2 separate regions of the Homo sapiens genome follow, and region 2 is linked to region 1. The links are chromatin contacts, found by Hi-C or POLR2A ChIA-PET in ENCODE. All regions are on one chromosome and are shown on one strand. Each heading gives the region's core, a stretch centred on a gene start or an enhancer-like site at or near the end of the contact. The rest is flanking DNA. Distances are from core to core; before and after follow the strand shown.

Region 1 (6,214 bases), core at 1,536-4,035:
AAAAAAATTAGCTGGGCAAAGTGGCACACACCTGTATTCCCAGCTACTAGGGAGGCTGAAGCAGGAGAATCGCTTGAACCCGGGAGGCGGAGTTTGCAGTGAGCTGAGATGGTGCCACTGCACTCAACCTGTGTGACACAGCAAAACTCTGTCTCAAAAAAAAAAAAAAAAGTATTTTGAAAAGTAGAAAGGCAATTGGAATTGCTATATTGACATGCAATATTGAAGTATACATTTAAAAAAAAAACTAAAGAATCAAAGTAACATTTGGTAAAAACTAAAAATCTGCTTCTTCTTATCCCTTAATTTTTCTCCAAAAAAATAAAGAAATGGAAAAAGAAACAAAAAAACTAACATTTCAAACCTTCAAGGAATTATTGCTATACAAATTACATCTTATTGGCCAGGTGTGGTGGCTCACATCTGTAATCCAAACACTTCGGGAGGCCAAGGTGAGTGGATCATTTGATCCCAGGAGTTCAAGACCAGCCTGGGCAACATAGTGAGACCCTGTCTCTACAAAAAAATACAAAAATTAGCCAAGCATGGTAGCATGCATCTGTAGTCCCAGCTACTCGGGAGACTGAGGTGGGAGGATCACTTGAGCCCAAGAGGTCAAGGCTGCAATGAGCCAAGATCACACCACTGCACTCCAGCCTGAGCAATAAAGTGAGACCCTGTCTCAAAAAACCTGAAAATGGAACGGGTGCAGTGGCTCACACCTGTAATCCCAGCACTTTGGGAGGCCGAGGCGGGAGGGTCACCTGAGGTCAGGAGTTCGAGACAAGCCTGGCCAATTAAAAACACAAAAATTAGCCGGGCATGGTGGCAGGCACCTGTAATCCCAGCTACTCAGGAAGCTGAGGCAGGAGAATCGCTTGAACCTGGGAGGCAGAGGTTGCAGTGAGCTGAAATCATGCCACTGCACTCCAGCCTGGGTGACAAGAGCAAAGCTCCGTCTCAAAAAAAAAAAAATTGAAAATGAAAAATAAATAATTTAAAAACAAATTACATCATATTCACAAATTGTATCTAAGTTCCAACTTATCAAAAGTTTCATACCATTTATCAGAATTGAAAATTTAAATTACTGGAATTGAAAAATAAGTAAAGCAACATCTTTGGCTTAGGCTTAGAGTAATTATAGTGTGCCTATCAGTTATATAAATTATTTCAAAGGTAACCCAGGTGACGGACGTTGCAGTGAGCGTGAGCTGAGTTTGCACCACTGCACTCCAGCCTGGGCCACAGAGCAAGACTGTCTCAAAAAAATAAATAATTCCAAAGGTAAAAAAGAAGTAAATTGGGTGACTCTTGCTTATAGCTACAATCTATATTTGGATCATGTCTTTTATTAAACTCACCCATGCTGCCTTTTTTTAAACTTCTTTTTGGACAGCTACAAAATGGGCTTACCTACCCTACAGTCAGCAAACATAACCAAACCACAAGTATTAAAAGGTCTGGGAAAAAAAGGAGTCACAACTGCCAAGCAAAGAATACACTTCATTCATATCACACTCCTTGCCAAACAAAACAAACGTTCTTGGAAGTTGTGTAAAACCCATTTTGTTCAATCAAATCATATTTTAAATATATTGTGGGTCATTAAAGAAAACTGGAAACGTCGACAAATTAAAAAGGATTAGAGGTGCACGTTTTCTCTGGCTTACACGTGTGGATGTTTTGACAAGAGCCTTCCCTGACTCTACCCGTAGCTCAGTGTGTGCTTTAGAAACAAATCTCAGTTTATTCTCTGGCCCGGCCCTACCATTTCCGCACCATTTCCATGGTCATTTCACAGAGGAAGAAGGAAGCTGAGGCTTAAGTGAGGTGAAGTCACTGACCTAGGTTCTTAGTGGACAGTGACAGCTGGGCCTGAACACTGCACAAATTATTAATACCATGCATTCCACTAAGCTGCAGCCTGACCACTGTGGAGAGGCTCATGGAATTTAATGTGCCTTTTCTATCTTATTTTGACTCATCTTAAAATATTAAAAACAAATAAAAGTAGCCGTGCAATGATCAGAAAAGCTGTTCACATTTACTTATGTCGTTCTCTTGAACACTTAAAAATAATTAACTCAGAAACACAGGGTAGCATCCTACATGCGGCGGTGCTGGGCTTGGGCCTCTCCAAGCGGCCTATGACTTTCTGCAAACCAACCAGCGCCCTGGTTCTGTCCCCGCAAATCCAGCTGATTGTTCTGAGACTCTTTTCTGGGACGGAATTGAAAACTCCAGCGGTGCCGTTCCTGGCAGTCCCTTCCTCGGCCCGCCGAGGCCCAGGCCCAGGCCGCGCTCCTACCTTGTCCAGGACACAGATTTCCTCTCCCAGTCGCAAACCCTTGGGTCAGACTCTTGGACCACGTCAGACCGATCAAACCGGCTGATCAAACTTTACTTAGAACTTTCCCAAGTCGTCCCGGCCTGGATCGCGCTCTGCCTGCCGGGGACACCACAGCGGGCAGCGCCGGGACCCCAGGGGCGCGCGCCCCCCAGGCCCGGAGAACGGGCCCAGGGCCTGAGGGCGACGCCCCTTCCCGAACGGGCCCGCAAGGGCGGGGCGGCAGCCACCGGCGCAAAATTCCACTCAAGAACCTGGTGGGAGGGGCGGGGGAAGGAAATTCAGAAAAAAACGAGAACCTGGCACCACCACACGCAAGCTTTCCGCTCGGCCGCTGCCGCCAACGCCGCCGCCACCGCCGCCCCTGCCAAACGGTTTCAAATCCTTGCGGGCCGCTGGGTCGCCGCCGCCCAGCAGCCCGGGGGCGGGGACTTTCGCGCTCGCATTTCCCCGCCCCCTACTCCACCCCTCTAGCCTGCGGTGCGGTTGCCATGGCGACGTTCCCGGCGGCGGCGACCACCGGCGCCCCAGGCTGGGGGCGGAGACTTCCGCGCGGGCATTTCTCCACCCACAGGTGGCGGCGTGCGCGCGGCCCCGTTGCCATGGCGACGCTCCTGCTGGCCCAGCAACCGCCAGACTCGCACCCCAGCTTGTGGGCCCCTTGGCGGGTCCCCAGTCGAAGCTTCCGGGATAACCCGACCACAGTTTGAATGCTGCTGCCCTCCCGCATCCCGCGCAGAGTCGCTTATGATCACCTTAGGGGCCGTGGCGAAAAAATAAGGGCACAGAAAATGGGGCGGCTGGAGGATGTTCACAAAAGGGGTGATCCGTTATGTGGACAGACATCAGAGTTGAATGGGTCTCAAGTGAAAATTTCCTCACTCTCTGATATATCAAAACCCAAGTCAAATTCTTCAAAAGGTTCTTTTTAAAACCTATCTCACTGGAAGTAAACACCAACAGCTAGCTCTTCCTTGTCTCAAAGACAAATCATGCTAAGGAAAATAAAGGGTACAGAATGCTTTTAAGAATGTTTAGTTTTCAAAAGCATACTTGAACATGTTTATAACTAGGGAATGATATATAATCCAGATAATTAGTACTGAGAATCAAGGATGCAAAATCAAGCATGCAATTGCAGGAATTTAACCAGTCAGTTAATACATTCAAGATAGATAAACTGGCCGGGCGGGGTGGCTCACGTCTGTAATCCCAGTACTTTGGGAGGCCAAGGTGGGCGGATCAGGAGGTCAGGAGATCGAGACCATCCGGGCTAACACGGTGAAACCCTGTCTCTCCTAAAAATACAAAAAATTAGCCAGGCGTGGTGGCACACGGCTGTAATCCCAGTTACTCGGGAGGCTGAGGCAGGAGAATTGCTTGAACCCGGGAAGCAAAGGTTGCAGTGAGCCGAGATTGCGCTACTGCACTCTAGCCTGGGCGACAGAGCGAGACTCAAAAAAAAAAAAAAAGATAAACTACCCTACTCCAGCCTCAGGAGGAGGAGGACATTGGTCAAAGGAAACAAAATTTAAGTTAGATTGGAGGAATAAGTCTAAGCGATCTATTTTACAACGTGGTGACCATAGTAAATGATAATGTATTGTGTTCTTGAAAATTGCTAAAAGAGTACATCTTAAGTGTTCTCATCACAAAATTAATAAGTATGTGAAGCAACGCTTATGTTAATTAGCTTGACTTAGTCATTTCACAATGTTGTGCATAATAAATATATGCAATTTTTAGAATCATAAACTGCATTGCTGAAAGAATATGAAATGAATTTGACAAATGGTGTCTAAATAAACATGAAAAGAAAAATAGAAGATAAATAAATAGAAGATAAATCAAAGAAAAAATGTAACAAGCTCAAGCTCATCTCAGAGGAAATAACTATAGCAGAAAAATATAACTGAAAATGAAAAATGTCTTTAAATATTTCCTCTACTTAGGTGAAAATAAGATGAGTAGATCTCCCTTCCCGCTTTTAAGAACAAGCTGATTGTCATTTTTTTCATTTATATATATCATTTTCATTTATATATTTTTCATTCATATATACACACACATGCAAATAAAAATATTAAGATATGCATAGAGAGTTTTATTATTTATGTTATATGTATATAACATGAAAGGGATACCAGCTTGAGCCTGAGCTGTGTTCACCTTAGAACTCAAGCCTACATGTCATGTTTAGACGACTGGTAGGCAAGTTTCACTTGGAAACTCCTTACCTGAGAACCAAGGAACCTCCTAGAAATTAAGTCATCCTGGCTGAGCATGGTGGCTCATGCCTGTAATCCCAGCACTTCGGGAGGCTGAGGCAGGTGGATCATGAGGTCAGGAGTTCAAGACCAGCCTGGCCAATATGGTGAAACCCCGTCTCTACTAAAAATACAAAAATTAGCAGGTGTGGTGGCAGACGCCTGTGATCCCAGCTACTCAGGAGGCTGAGGCAGGAGAACCGCTTGAACCCAGGAGGTGGAGGTTGCAGTGAGCCAAGATCACGCCACTGCACTCTAGCCTGGGTAACAGAGTGAGACTCTATCTCGAAAAAAAAAAGAAAAAGTAAGTCATCCTAAAGAGATCTGGTTCAATGGCAATATGCAAAATTGAAGGGGAAAGTGATGATGCATGAAGCAAAGTGTTGGCCGTGAGTTGCCCTTCATGTAGCATCTTCCTCTTTGTATAAGAGAGTGATTCCTAATCTTACAGTGTAAAGAACTTCCTTTGAGAATTTTCTTTTTTCTTTTTTTAGAGGCAGAGCCTGGCTCTGTCACCTAGGCTGGAGTGCAGTGGCATGATCATAGCTCACTACAGCCTCCAACTCCTGAGCTCAAGCAATCCTCCCACCTCAGCCTCCCAAGTAGCTCAGTCAGAGACAGAGCACTATGATAGGGTAGTTCCATCATACACAGAGCACCCATGTGACTCACCCTGGGGACCTCTACAAATATTTGGGAAGAAATTGCTGAACTCAGAGCCTATTCAGGAACCTCAAGGATGAAGCCAGGTAAATATTCTCTTGTCGGCCAGGCGTGGTGGCTCACGCCTGTAATCCCAGCACTTTGGGAGGCCGAGGCAGGCGGATCACGAGGTCAGGAGATCGAGACCCGCCTGGCTAACACGGTGAAACCCCATCTCTACTAAAAATACAAAAAAGAAAATTAGCAGGCGTGGTGGTGGGCGCCTGTAGTCCCAGCTACTTGGGAGGCTGAGGCAGGAGAATGGCATGAACCCGGGAGGCAGAGCTTGCAGTGAGTCAAGATCGTGCCACTGCACTCCAGCCTGGGCGACATAGCGAGACTCTGTCTCAAAAAAAAAAATATATATATATATATATATATATTCTCTTGTCACTGTTGTAGTGTAGCTCCAGGCTTATGTGGCCTAAAAAATGCAGTGTCTTATAAATGTTTTATGGCCAAACACCTATGGTAATCAATGAATTTTCCTTCTACGTCTAGTTACTGCATAAAGATAATAATCTTCCAACTCAATGTACATTTATTGAACATCAGGTATATGCAGGCATATTAAGGGAATGTTTCCTCCACTGGAAATGCTATGACACTTTGCTCTTCACCTTAGCTTAAATATCAGTACCTCAGAGAGGCCTTCACTGATTCTCAAACCAGCCCTTATTTCCTTTCAAATCCCCTGGTTCTCTTTTCTTCATTGCATTTATCAAAATTTGTCATCAAATATTAATTAGTGGAATCTATTTATTTATTTATTTATTTATTTGAGACGGAGTCTCGCTCTGTCGTCCAGACTGGAGTGCAGTGGTGTGATCTCAGCTCACTGCAACTTCCACCTCCCGGGTTCAAACAATTCTACTGCTTCAGCCTTCAGAGTAGC
Region 2 (5,818 bases), core at 1,918-4,417, 280 kb after region 1:
TATATTTTCACTGCCCTAAAGATCTTCTATGCTCCACCAATAGAAGATCCCTTTTTCTTCCAACCCTTAGCATCCATTGATCCTTCTATTGTCTCCATGGTTTTGCCTTTTTCAGGATGTCATGTATTTGGAATCCTGCAGCATGTAACCTTTTCAGATTGGCTTCTTACACTTAGCAATATGCATTTATGTTTTTTCTATGTCTTTTCGTGGCTGGATGGCTCATTTCTGTTTAGTGCTAAATAAGATTCTATCATCTGGATGCACCGCAGTTTATCCATTCACCTACTGAAGGGCGTCTGGGTTGCTTTCAAGTTTGGGGCAATTATGAAGAAGGCTGCCATAAACATCCGTGTGCAGGTTTTCATACATTTTAAACTCATTTGGGTAAATATATGACCCACTGCAATTGTGGGGTAAAATGGAAAGAATATGTTTAGTTTTTTAAGAAACTGCCAAACTGTCTTCCAAAGTGGCTGTACCATTTTGCTTGCCCTCCAGCAATGAATGAGAGATCTCATTGGTCCACATCCTTGTCAGCGTTTGGTGTTGTCAGTGTTTTGGATTTTGGCCATTCTAATAGGTGTGTAGTGGTATCTCATTGCTTTAATTTGCAGATCCCTAATGACATATTATATTGAGCATCTTTTCACATGCATATTTGCCATCTGTACATCTTCTTTGGTGAGATATCTGGTCTTGTGCCCATTTTTAATTGGGCTGTTTGTTTTCCTATTGCTGAATTTTAAGAGTTATTTGTATATTTTGTATAATACTTCTTTATCAGATTTATTTTTTGCAATATTTTCTCCCAGCCTATAATATCTTCTGATTCTTTTGACAGTGTCTTTTGCAGAGCAGAAGTTTTTAATTATAATGAAATCCAGCTTACCAATTATTTTTTCATGGATTGCTCCTTTGGCCTTTGGTATTGTATCTAAAACGTTATTGCCAAACCCAAGGTCATCTAGATCTTTCTCCTTTGTTATTTTGTAGAGTTTTACAATTTTGTGTTTTGGTTTTTTTAATTAAATACAAAGGGATTGGTGGTTTTTGTTTCTTGGTAGAAACATAGTTTGTTTCTTTACCAGTGACATAAGCAATAACTTAAGTAAATAAATGAATGACTAGGAAACTCTTTGACTAGGCCAACCCCCATAGCCTTAATAACCACAACTTAACATTTGCAGAATAGGAAGGACTAATCCTTTAATTTATCTTTTATGTCTATCCAGAACTTTAGTCCTATGAGCTGTTTTGTAAACGAGATTTGTTTTGTGGGAAAGGGAATTTTGTTTCAAGACTTCCCTAAGAAACTGATAGCATCGGGTAATTCTTAAATTTGACTTATCATAATGGTATATCTGGAAGGAATTTGTCAACTGATATGTTATAATTATTTTTTAATTTTTTTTAATTTTTGAGATAGGTCTTACTCTCTTGCCCAGACTGGAGTGCAGTGGTGTGATCATGGTTCACAGCAGCCTCAAACTCCTGGGCTCAAGAGATCCTCCCACCTCAGTCTCCTGAGTAGCTGGGACTAAAGGCATGTGCCACCATGCCTGGCTAGTTAATTTTTTTTTTTTTTTAAGTAGAGATGAAGTCTTGCTGTGTTGTCCAAGCTGGTCTCACACTCCTGAGCTTGAGCAGTCCTCCCACCTTGGCCCCTCAAAAGTGTTGAGATTACAGAGGGGAGCCACTGTGCCTGGCCTGATATGTTTTAATTCTAACAGTAGATCTGCATAGAGAGAAAAGTTGGTATTATGAACAAAGGTAGCTTTAATTCGAAGAGACAACCATCCCCATTCCACAACCTCTTTCCACCCAAGCAAGGAAATTTATTGAGGCCAGTAACATTTTAAATGCTTTTTGGAGTTGTTTATTTGCATGTACTTTCTTTCTTATTGTGTAAGATTTGACTTTTTTTTTTAAAGGAGTTTCTTCACATGGATAACTCAGTTTGTATAGCCTAATGTAATCTCAGCAATAAGTCAAAAGCTGTTCTTCTGTAGGGCTATATAGTTCTCTGACATAGGAAATCATTCTTAGTTCCATTATATTGAGAAGAAACAGAGAAGCATTTTACATCCAAGTGCACCAGCAGCTGTTTTGTTACATAGCTGCTGTGTGCAGAGCCCAATACTGAGAATTTTAAGAAGTCACTGAAATATGTCGAAGCACGAGGATGGGTCTGGATCTCCTCACTCTAGACGCCTGTACCTTTTTTCTGTAGTCGGTGAATGAAATTTTGGAACATGAACTGCACGTGTGGAAAGAATTTGTGTGTGGGTGGAGGAAGCATCTAATGGGAACTGAGCTGGGGGAAGTAGAGCTTGGTCCCAGGTGTCCCAGCTGGAAGAGTTTGAAGCCAGACCCAGGGAGCCCTGCGTTTGAGGCCACCTGCACTGCTCACAAGCCACGGGCCTTGGGAAGCCCTTTCTGGGAACTTGCTTGTGGAGCTGAGATGGGGGTCAGAATTATTCTGCAAAGTGGTTCCCACTGAGCAACAAGTGACTTTCTCTTCCTCCACGTTTTCTTCTCCTTACCTCAAAATGGAAGAAACTTCTTGGCAAAATACCATTTAACATAATTTGGCCACACTGAACATTTAAAAATAATCAAAGATGGAGTCTGTGCTGTTAAGAATTGATAAGTATTCCACATAAAATCTAAACATCGTTCTTTTCTTTATTAAATTTTTGGTGTAATGCACAAAAACTTGAAACTTCAGCTTTTAATAAAATTGACTTTATTTCTAAAGAGAAGTGGGAATAACAGTGGTGCTAAGATTAGCAGTAAAAGCCTTTAACCTGCGAATTCCTTCACGCTGGGGTCAAAGAAGGGAAGTCCACGTGGATGTTTGACTTGTGACCTCTTCCTTCATTTAAAAAAAAAAAAGACTTAAATTACTCATGCCCTCAGTTTAAATTTGTGACTGGCATTTGAAACTATGGAATGATTCACTTTTCCTTGTAGCAAGAAAATTTGAAAATGAAAGCAAAATGATGCTCATATTCAAACTGAACCTACTATGAAAAGATGTTTGCTGATGGCTTCGTTGCCCTGCAAACACACACGACAGAGATGGCTGTTGTTCAACACATTATTTTCCTCTTCCTCTGAGCATCTTAGAGAGGGATGACTGTGCATGTTGCCTCATGCGCAGGAGGTGGTGTGCAAAGATCTTTTGGTTTGTATCGTGGCTTACAGGCTCTCATTTAGGCCATGGCATGGTACATTCCAATACCATGAGTGGTTAAATCTCAGGAATTCCAAAGTGTATGAACGGAGTGATGTCAGCTGTACTCTCATTTCATGCTATGTAGCCAGATGTCGTGTAGCTAACCTCAGCAGTTACTATACATAATGTGCTATAACTGGCTGATTTAAGGTAAACTGCCTCAGTTTCCTCATCTGTAAATGATGGCTTTTGACTAAATAATAGCTTAGTTTTCATTGTGAACAAAATGCTTGTTTAGCTGGGCAAACACATTTTTTTTTGCAGAAAAACAGCCCTATCACCAATAGTACCTGCTCTAGTGCTTTTAAAAATTAGAATGAAATTTTGTTTGTACATTTTTGTTTGTTTTTGACAGTCTCACTGTGTCACCCAGGCTGGAGTGCAGTGGCACCATCTTGGCTCACCACAGCCTCAAACTCCTGGGCTCAAGCGATCCTCCTGCTTCAACCTCCTGAGTAGCTGGGACCACAGGTGCATGCTAGTATGCCTAGCTAATTTTTTAATTTTTTGTGGAGATGGGGTCTCACTATGTTGCTCAGGCTTGTCTTGAACTTCTGGGCTCAAGCGATCCCCACGCCTTGGCCTTCCAAAGTGCTAGGATTACAGGTATGAGCCACTGCGTCTGGCCTTGGTTGTACTTAAAAAACAAAAACAAAAAATTAAAAAAAAAAACAACAGAAAACTTTTCATGGCTCCCAGGAGCATTTATATGACTAACAAGTTATCTTTCCTTGCTGATAGTTCCACTTTCCTCGTGTTTGACAGAAATGACTCTTAGTTTAGGAACTCCTCATTAGCTGTTTCCAGGAGCAGTGGGGTATCATTTTGATGCTTCTTTATTTCTTCTATGCAACTAAAATACAAAGTGAAGATACGATGTCTCTGAAATGATAAAGCTACATTTGTCAAAAAGCACATATTTTCCATTCGACATTTTGGCTTAAAGAAATGAAAACTACAGAATGACTTTTTCCTTTATCTGGGTCTGTGCTGTGTATTTACCTATTTAAAAAGATATACAGGTGAAAAATATTTTTTGAAATGAACTTGTCTGAATCAAGATGCACACTCTTGCAGCAACATCACAGGGTGTCTCTGTCACTGAGGACTCTGTCCTCATTTGTGTGGGCTGACTGGGTCGCTGGCTGTGGGAGGCACACATTTGCTATCTTGGTGCAGCAGTTTGTAGTCAGCTGACTGACTTGTTCCTGCACATGCATTTTTTTTCCTGGCAAGTCATAATTCATGTTTTTCCTAAGGTCCAACCCTATTATAACTGACAGATCCTATCTGGCTGAGAAACATGGGCACCCTTCTGTTTTTGCCTCTTGTTCCCAACATATTTGTATGCTTTTCAATAGGAAGCTGACCTGGAGTAAATGCCCAGGGTTGTCTGAGGTCTCTAAATGGAAGGTGTGGTCTGAAACCAGCTAACTATGGCAGCATTAGGGCAAGAGCGCACAGGTAAAGGACTTCTGAAGGAGGGTGGAGGGTGGGAAAGTGGGAGGGGCGAGAGCTAACATGAATGAAACTGAAGAGAAACAGAAGTTGTGGCTGGCATGCAGGAGAAACCCAGATTCCCATTCACCACTTCCTCTCACCTCCAGAAATTACCCATCATTCCTCTCTATTTTGCAATCCTCTCTATTTCCCCTGAAGGTTCTGCTTTGAATGCTGTCTTCCCAGCAGAAATGTTGAAGGGAAGTAGCTCAGCCCAGTTCCCTTCTGGGCCACCACTTTCAACTGTAGACTTTCTAGTCAGAGCCAAGAAGGCCATGGACTCTGAGAATGGCATTTAAAGTCTCTGCCGGGCTCCACTTAGTTCCCCTTCCCCTACAGATGCCTTATTCCCTCGAAATGCAAACGAGGCTCCATGGCCACAGTTTCCTTCCTCTTTCTGTCCACATTCCAGTCGTTCACCATCTCGAGAACACTGGGGCACCCTCCTCTACCCCCAGCCAGAGCTGTCATTTAGTTGTGATCCACAAATCTGCTAAAGAGAAAGGTGCCCTGCTATCATTTTGCAAAGGCTTGCTTGGAACACATTCCTGCCATTCTTTTTTGCTGCTCTGTAGCCTGAGTGATTATTTGTTTAGTGTAGGAGTAAATATGAGGGGTGCTGTGTTTCTTAAAAACAAAACAAAACAAAACTTTTAGTGACATATGCTCATTGGGGGAAATAAGATAGAAATAAATAATATTGAAAACAAACACCCGTCAATCACGTGACAACCACAATATAGCACTTTGGTGAAAATGGTCTTAATTTAAAAAAGAAAGTCCATCTTTCTAGGTATCTGAGCAATTCATTACTATTCTATGTAATTTTTGTGGGTTTATAATTAATTTTGTAGATTGGGATTTACTAGCATGTGATACCTTGTAAAGGACATTTTACATTAAATTATCTTCCTCCCTAGCACATTGCCTAATTCTGTCACTTGTATTATTGAGGAAACATTTGCAAGTAGGACAAAAAGCTGTCTGCAAATACTTAAGCTTTGAGTTGTTTTTTTCTGAAGTGCGAACACAATCAATTGGGTTAAGTCTCCCAGCCCCTAAGTGGGGGTATTTATG

The links. Hi-C counts contacts between places; a loop is a spot of excess contacts on that map. ChIA-PET counts read pairs that join two places held with the same protein, here RNA polymerase II (POLR2A). Pooled maps may share reads with other maps.
Region 2: a loop to region 1 is called in a pooled map, with 2.6 times the contacts of the local background. The contact joins the enhancer-like site here to the promoter of CEP112 in region 1. A Hi-C loop is called at or near these places in 6 of 50 pooled maps. POLR2A ChIA-PET finds 5 or more read pairs at or near these places in 2 of 52 experiments (GM12878 and activated CD4-positive, alpha-beta T cell).

Annotation. Positions count from the first base shown.
Region 1 is chr17:66,189,348-66,195,561 of GRCh38, forward strand. It overlaps CEP112 (centrosomal protein 112), which reads right to left and starts at 2,786. Exons shown (of 27, transcript NM_001199165.4): 1 at 2,650-2,786.
Region 2 is chr17:66,463,989-66,469,806 of GRCh38, forward strand. All of the region lies in intron 2 of PRKCA (protein kinase C alpha), which reads left to right. Among named protein-coding and RNA genes, the nearest start is that of PRKCA-AS1, 50 kb to the left of the region's middle. RefSeq lists a silencer at 3,023-3,317. Within about 2 kb of position 3,168, at least 14 of the 41 ENCODE cell types and tissues checked have a DNase peak (open chromatin) inside an H3K27ac peak, as active enhancers do.